Linked DNA regions of Homo sapiens: region 1 is linked to region 2. A link is an interaction called in ENCODE POLR2A ChIA-PET data of the cell type or tissue named here. Cell type or tissue: Caco-2. All regions are shown on one strand.

Region 1 (4,000 bases), 270 kb before region 2:
CGGAGGCTTCTGTGGAGCGGCTGCAGCCGCTACTGCCCCCGATCCGGACCGGGCCCTACCTGTGTGAGCTGCTGGAGGAGGTGGCCGAAGGGGTGGCCAGCCCAGATGAGGACGAGGACGAGGAGCCGGCCGTGTTCCCATGCATCGAGTGCAGCATCTACTTCAAGCAGAAGGAGCACCTCCTGGAGCACATGAGCCAGCACCGCCGAGCCCCGGGCCAGGAGCCCCCTGCGGACCTGGCCCCGCTGGCCTGCGGGGAGTGTGGCTGGGCCTTTGCTGACCCCACTGCCCTGGAGCAGCACCGGCAGCTGCATCAGGCCTCCCGGGAGAAGATCATTGAGGAGATCCAAAAGCTGAAGCAAGTTCCAGGAGACGAGGGCCGGGAGGCACGGCTGCAGTGCCCTAAGTGTGTCTTTGGCACCAATTCATCCAGGGCCTATGTGCAGCATGCCAAGCTGCACATGCGTGAGCCCCCAGGCCAGACCACCAAAGAGCCTTTTGGAGGCAGCAGCGGGGCTGGCAGCCCCAGCCCTGAGGCCAGCGCCCTCCTCTATCAGCCCTACGGAGCTGCCGTTGGCCTCAGCGCCTGTGTCTTCTGTGGTTTCCCCGCGCCCAGCGAGAGCCTGCTCAGGGAGCACGTGAGGCTGGTGCATGCCCATCCCCACTGGGAGGAGGATGGCGAGGCTTATGAGGAAGACCCTGCCAGCCAGCCAGGCACTAGCCAGGATGCTCACGCCTGCTTCCCTGACACTGCTGTGGACTACTTTGGCAAAGCTGAGCCGTCCTTGGCCCCCATGTGGCGGGAGAACCCTGCTGGATACGACCCCAGCCTGGCCTTTGGCCCAGGATGCCAGCAGCTGAGCATCAGAGATTTCCCGCTGTCAAAGCCACTCCTGCATGGCACGGGCCAGAGGCCTCTCGGAAGGCTGGCCTTTCCCTCCACACTAGCATCCACCCCCTACTCCTTACAGCTCGGGAGAAACAAAAGCACCGTCCACCCACAAGGGCTGGGGGAACGGAGGCGCCCTTGGAGCGAAGAGGAGGAGGAGGAGGAGGAGGAGGAGGATGTAGTGCTGACCTCCGAGATGGATTTTTCCCCTGAAAATGGGGTCTTTTCACCCCTAGCCACCCCCAGCCTCATCCCGCAGGCGGCCCTGGAGCTGAAGCAGGCATTCCGAGAGGCCCTGCAGGCAGTAGAGGCCACCCAGGGGCAGCAGCAGCAGCTCCGAGGGATGGTACCCATTGTGCTCGTGGCGAAGCTGGGGCCGCAGGTCATGGCGGCAGCCAGGGTGCCCCCAAGGTTGCAGCCCGAGGAGCTGGGGCTGGCAGGCGCCCACCCCCTGGACTTCCTGCTCCTGGACGCGCCGCTGGGCGGCCCGCTGGGGCTGGACACACTCCTGGATGGGGATCCGGCCATGGCACTGAAGCACGAGGAGCGGAAATGCCCCTACTGCCCCGATCGCTTCCACAACGGCATCGGCTTGGCCAACCACGTCCGGGGCCACCTGAACCGCGTGGGCGTCAGCTACAATGTGCGCCATTTCATCTCCGCTGAGGAGGTGAAGGCCATTGAGCGCAGGTTCTCCTTCCAGAAGAAGAAGAAAAAAGGTAGGGCAGCTTCACTTTTAAAGGCCCAGGAGACACATGGCTGGGCAACCCACCGTTGATCTAAATTCTCTCCCTTAGCGCCAAGCAGGGGGACACTGGGGCCTCTGCTCCTGAGAGACTTGAGAGCCACAGTGAAGGCCACCTGGTCGGTGGATGTGTGGAGACGCCCCAGTCCCCTGGCCATTCCAGCCACTGGAGGAAGGAGTGTGGGTAGAAGAGTCAGCCTCAGGCAGAGAATTTCATTCATTCCTCCATTCAACAAATATTTACTGAGCAAGGTTCCCCTCTGTTCTGGGGACCTGGGGACACAGCAGTGGACAGAATAGCAGTTCTTGGACTCTTGGAGTTCATGGCCCAGTCCAGGAGTGGTGGGACCCCCTCCACCCCACACTGGCCAGCTTCAGAACCCCCTGGGGCTGCCTGTAAGGTTTGTCAGTTCCCACAGTACAAGGCTCTGATTCCAGAAGTCTGTTTCCAACAGGAGCACCCTGGGTGGTTCTGACATTGGCAGACACAAAGCCCACTTGGGGAGGTGCCAGTATGGTGTTTGAGTGTGTGTGTGTGCGTGTGTGTGTGTGTGTGTCTACGCACTAGGGGTTGGGGGCAAGGGGTGACAACCAGGAAACCAGGCAGTGACGACACCGAGTGAGCAGGGCTGAGATGCGGGGAAAGCTGGGAGAACCAGGAGGCTGGGGAAGCTGAGACAAAGTCCCTAACTCCAGTTGCAGGGCTCAGAGAAGGCTCCCAGCAGAGGGCATTACATCCATTTGTCCATTTCTTCATCCAACAAATATTTAATTTACAGCACTTGCGTGATCATGAGTAAAAATAGTCACGAGAAGGCTATTAATCAAATACTCTCATAGATGATGGCAGGTCCACAACTGGAGAAGCATTTCTTTTTCTTTCTTTCTCTTTTTAAGAGACAGGGTCTTGCTCTGTTGCCCAGGCTGGAGTGCCATGGGGCAATTATAGCTCACTGCAGCCTCAAACTCCTAAGCTCAAGCAATCCTCCCACCTTAGCCTCCCAAGTAGCTGGGACTACAGGCACGCACCACTATGCCCAGCTAATTTTTTTATAGAGATGGGGTCTCACTATGTTGCCCAGACTGGTGTCAAACTCCTGGGCTCAAGAGATCTTCCCGCTTGGCCTCCCAAAGAGCTGGGATTACAGGCGTGAGCCACCACACCTGGCCCTGGAGAAGGGTTTTTGCAGAAGAGGTCCCTCCTTGACGTTGCCAGATGTGGGAAGGGGGTATCTGGGAGGGTCAGGCTTCCTGGAATGGGGTGGGAGGATGCACGAGCTGAGAGCTGAGGAGCAGGCAGGAGCAAAAGGGACAGCCACGGGGAAGAAAGGCAGTCCAGGGTGAAGCCCTGAATATGGGGAGGGGTTGGGGCTGGGGAGTAGCCCCCTCTCCACCTCAGGCAGTCCTGTCCTCTCTCCACAGTGGCCAACTTTGACCCAGGCACCTTCAGCCTGATGCGCTGTGACTTCTGCGGGGCTGGCTTCGACACACGGGCCGGCCTCTCCAGCCACGCCCGGGCCCACCTACGTGACTTCGGTATCACCAACTGGGAGCTCACTGTCTCACCCATCAACATCCTGCAGGAGCTGCTGGCCACCTCTGCTGCTGAGCAGCCCCCCAGCCCCCTGGGCCGAGAGCCTGGGGGTCCGCCTGGCAGCTTCCTGACCTCCCGTCGGCCCCGCTTACCTCTCACGGTGCCCTTTCCACCCACCTGGGCTGAGGACCCTGGGCCAGCCTATGGAGATGGTAAGGGGAGGGGACGGGCTGTGCTGGAGCCCCATCCTTCCCAGGGGCCCAGAGCATTGGAGGGGCGGGGCTGGAGGGGCAGCCGCTCAGCTTTCCTGGAAGCATTTTGAGTCACTTTACAAAGTATGTTGATGACTTTCCTTACAACCACCCTGCTATTTAGGTGTCCTTTCTGTTTCACTCAGGATCTGGGCCAGGTCTCTTTCTGGATCCAGTTTTTCACTATCTTTCCTGCCAGTGACTTTGACAAATGCTTACTGAGCTTTTACTGGGAGCCAGGCATCGTTCTAAGCACTTTACAAACATGAACTCATTTACATCCTCACAACAATCCTATAAGGCAGGTGTTATTATTTCTTCCACTTTACAGATGAGGAAACTGAGGCACAGAGTTTAATTAACCTGCCTGAGGTCACACAGCTGGAAAGGGTGAAACAGGGATTTAAAACCCAGGCAGCTGGGCCCCAGATTCTTTGCTGTTAATGACATCTTCTATCTTGAGAAGCATTGTTGTATAGAACTTTCTGAGATGATGGCTGGAAATATTCTCTAGATATCTGCACGTCTTACAGGGACACCATTGGTCATGTATGGCTGTTAAGAAGTTGAAATGAAGCTAG
Region 2 (4,000 bases):
CTCTTTTTTTCCCCCCCCCTTTTAAAACACTCAAATGAATTGGCAGAAAGGGGCAGCTCCTAACCAGTGGGTGCAGGAGTATGAAGGGGATGGTTTCTTTGCCTTGAGTTGGATTAGAACTCTGGGGTACAACACATGTTCCAGAGTCCCTTTGGAGGATCAAGGTGGAATAACCCTTTGGGAATTTACTGGAGGTTGCACACTTGCTTGACTCCCAGAGTCCCTTGTCCTGTGTTCCCTGTGCCCTAGGAGTAGTTCTGTGACAAATCACGTGCCCACGAATCCTCATTCTGGGTGTGGGTGTGCAGACAGGAGGATCTGCTAATTGTCATTTTTCCATGTGTCCCATTAGCTCCTAATGGGGTACCCTTGATAACATTTCCTGGAAAAGGCCCTGTGTTTACCTTCCTGCTGACACACTCCTGTCCCTGCAGATGGCTTCACCCCGCTAATGCTGGCTTCCTTCTGTGGGGGGGCTCTGGAGCCAATGCCAACTGAAGAGGATGAGGCAGATGACACATCAGCTAGCATCATCTCCGACCTGATCTGCCAGGGGGCTCAGCTTGGGGCACGGACTGACCGTACTGGCGAGACTGCTTTGCACCTGGCTGCCCGTTATGCCCGTGCTGATGCAGCCAAGCGGCTGCTGGATGCTGGGGCAGACACCAATGCCCAGGACCACTCAGGCCGCACTCCCCTGCACACAGCTGTCACAGCCGATGCCCAGGGTGTCTTCCAGGTGAGATAGGCACACACTTTGGACCTCAGAGCTGGGGCAGGCATTAGACTTACCTGGGTTTGAGCCCCAGTTCTGCCTTTCAGACTCATTTTTTCTCATTTGGAAAATGGGGATATATGGGAATACAGTATCTGTCAAGCAGCTGCTCCCTGAACCTCACCAATTTCAGGGGTTGGGGTATGGGGGTTGGGGACTTCATGGGACTTAGGGGTGCTCCTGATTCCTCTGTTCCTGCCATGACCCCTCCTGCTGCATCCACTCTCTGTCCTAGATTCTCATCCGAAACCGCTCTACAGACTTGGATGCCCGCATGGCAGATGGCTCAACGGCACTGATCCTGGCGGCCCGCCTGGCAGTAGAGGGCATGGTGGAAGAGCTCATCGCCAGCCATGCTGATGTCAATGCTGTGGATGAGCTTGGTAGGTTGGCAGAGGAATCAAGTCTAAGCTGGGTTGGTGTCACCTGGGCCCTGAGGGTCATGTTGGTGCAAATTCATACCCATGTTGAGACCCAATCACTGAAGCTCACGCACACATAACCAGGCTTCATGAAGCCTGCAGGGTCATGCAGGGTCACCACTAGTCCTTAGGGTGCCTCAGGGATTTAGAAAAAGGTGCCTTTCCCCTAGATACTTCATTTCCACCTGCTTTGTTAGACGGACACACTGTACTTCCACCTGCTGGAAGTTATTATAATAAACGTACACATCAGGCCATGTGTGGTGGCTCATGCCTGTGATCCCAACACTTTGGGAGGCTGAGGCAGGAGGATGACTTGAGGCCAGGAGTTTGAGACCAGACTGGGCAACATAGTGGGTTCTACAAAAGTTTTTTGAAAGATTAGCCATGTGCGGTGGTGCATACCTGTGGCCCTAGCTACTCCAGAAACTGAGGTGGGAGGGTCGTTTGAGCCCAGGAGGTTGAGTCTGTGAGCCGTGATTGTGCCCCTGCACTCCAGCCTGGGGGACAGACTCCATCTCAAAAAAAAAAAACAGTCTCCAGACGTTGCCAAATGCTCTGGGGGCTGGGGGCAGGGAGTTTCTCCTAGTTGAGAGCCACAGTTCTAGGGCAGGGCTGGCCAATAGGACTTTCTGTGATGATGGAATTATTCTCTGCACTGTCCAGTATAGTAGCCACTGGCCACATATAGTGACTTGAAATGTGACTGAGGCAAATGAAGAAGTAAATGTTTTAGTTCATTTAATTTTTTTCTCCTTATGTTGCCCTTTTTTTAATTTTTTTTTTTGAGACAGAGTCTCACTCTTGTCACCCAGGCTGGAGTGCAATGGTGTGATCTTGGCTCACTGCAACCTCCACTACCCAGGTTCCAGTGATTCTCCTGTCTCAGCCTCCCAAGTGTCTGGGACTAAAGGTGCCCATCACCATGCCTGGCTATTTTTTTGTATTTTTAGTAGAGACGGGGTTTCGCAATGTTGGCCAGGCTGGCCTCAAACTCCTGACCTCAGGTGATCCACCTGCCTTGGCCTCCCAAAGTGCTGGGGTTATAGGCATGAGCCACTGAGTCCATCCTTTTTTTTAAAAACAAAAAACAAAAAACAAAAAACTGCTTTATTGAGATATAATTAACATGCCATACAATTCACCCATTTAAAGTGTACAATTCAATGGCTCTTAGTATAATCAGAGTCATACAACTATTACCACAATCAATTTTAGAACATTTCATCACCTGAAAAATAAATTCTCACCACTTGGCCATCATCTGCCAAGCCCCTCATCTGTCCAGCCCTGTGCAACCACTGATTTGCTTTTTGTCTTCATGGATTTGCCTGTTCTGGACATTTCATATAAATGTAATCATATGATACGTGGTCTTTTTTGTCTGCCTTTTTTTCAGTTAGCATTATGTTCTCAAGGTTCACCCATGTTGTAGCATAGTTCAGCTGAATAATAATCCATTGTGTCGATGGACCACTTTTTTTTTCTTTTATTTTTAGACATAGGGTATCACTCTGTCACTCAGGCTGGAGTGCAGTGGCATGATTACGGCTCTCTGCAGCCTCAAACTCCCAGGCTCAAGTGATCCTCCCATCCCACCCTCCTGAATAGCTGGTATTACAGGTGTGTGCCAGCATACCTGGGTAATTCTTAAATTTTTTGTGGAAATGGGGTCTCACTTTGTTGCCCAGGCTGATCTCAAACTCCTGGCCTTAAGCAATACTCCCACCTTGGCCTCCCAAATTGTTGAGATTATAGGCGTGAGCCACTGTGCCTGGCCAAAAGTTTCAATTTTGATCATGTCCAATTTATCTGTTTTGTAGTTGTTATTGTTATTTGTGGTTTTGGTGTCACATCTAAGAATCTTGGCCTAATTCAAGGTCATGAAGATTTACTCTTATGTTTTCTTCTAGATGTTTAGTTCTATAGTTGGAGCTCATATATTTAGGTTTCTGATCCATTTTGAGTTAGTGTTTGTATAAAGTGTGAGGTAGGGGTCCAACTTCATTCTTTGAATGTGAATATTCAGTTGTTCCAGCACCATTAGTTGAGAAGACCATTCTTTCCCCATTGAATGGTCCTGGCACCTATTTTATTAAATTTAAATCTAAAGAACCACATGTAGGTTGGGCACGGTGGCTCATGCCTGTAATCCCAACACTTTGGGAGGCCAAGGCTGGTGGATCACTTGAGCTTAGGAGTTTGAGACCAGTTTGGGCAACATAGTGGAACTCTATCTCTATCAAAAATACAAAAAATCAGCTGGGCATGGTGGTACATGCCTGTAGTCCCAGCTACTAGGGAGGCTGAGGCAGGAAAATCGCCTGAGCCCAGCAGGTAGAGGTTGCAGTGAACTGAGATTGTGCCAATGGACTCCAGCCTGGGTGACAGAACAAGACACTACCTCAAAAATAAATAAATGGATAAATAAAAACCACATGTGACTGACTACTGTATTGGATGTCACAACCCTAGGTTCAACTGAAGGAGGTCCACACAGCACCCCCTGTGTATAAACAGTCATGCACATGCACGCACACACACACACACACACAAACACACACACACAGACACAAAGTGCTTCCCCATTGCACAGAGTCATTTTGCAGATTTGCACACACATGGATCCAGACACAAGTACTTGGATATTCACGGCAGGCCTGCCTCCTCTACCCCTAGGCCACATTCTAGACAATTTCTGCCTCCCTGACATGGGGGCCCCAGGACAGGTGCCTGGTCCTGACCTCTCTCCCCTTCATCCTCCAGGGAAATCAGCCTTACACTGGGCTGCGGCTGTGAACAA

What was found. Peaks named below come from ENCODE experiments on the same cell type or tissue, not always from the same donor. Only the 100,000 strongest peaks of a DNase experiment are listed, where the experiment ranks them.
Region 1: POLR2A ChIA-PET joins it to region 2 with 6 read pairs; 2 of 35 experiments call an interaction of 5 or more read pairs at or near these places.

The regions. Positions count from the first base shown.
Region 1 is chr19:15,436,186-15,440,185 of GRCh38, reverse strand. It overlaps WIZ (WIZ zinc finger), which reads left to right. Exons shown (of 13, transcript NM_001371589.1): 4 at 1-1,608; 5 at 3,057-3,380. Among named protein-coding and RNA genes, the nearest start is that of MIR1470, 11 kb to the left of the region's middle. In Caco-2, no CTCF peak of the experiment used is centred here; DNase peaks (open chromatin) are centred at 1,804 and 2,215.
Region 2 is chr19:15,162,526-15,166,525 of GRCh38, reverse strand. It overlaps NOTCH3 (notch receptor 3), which reads left to right. Exons shown (of 33, transcript NM_000435.3): 30 at 435-739; 31 at 1,011-1,158; 32 at 3,964-4,000. Among named protein-coding and RNA genes, the nearest start is that of MIR6795, 15 kb to the left of the region's middle. In Caco-2, no CTCF peak of the experiment used is centred here; no DNase peak of the experiment used is centred here.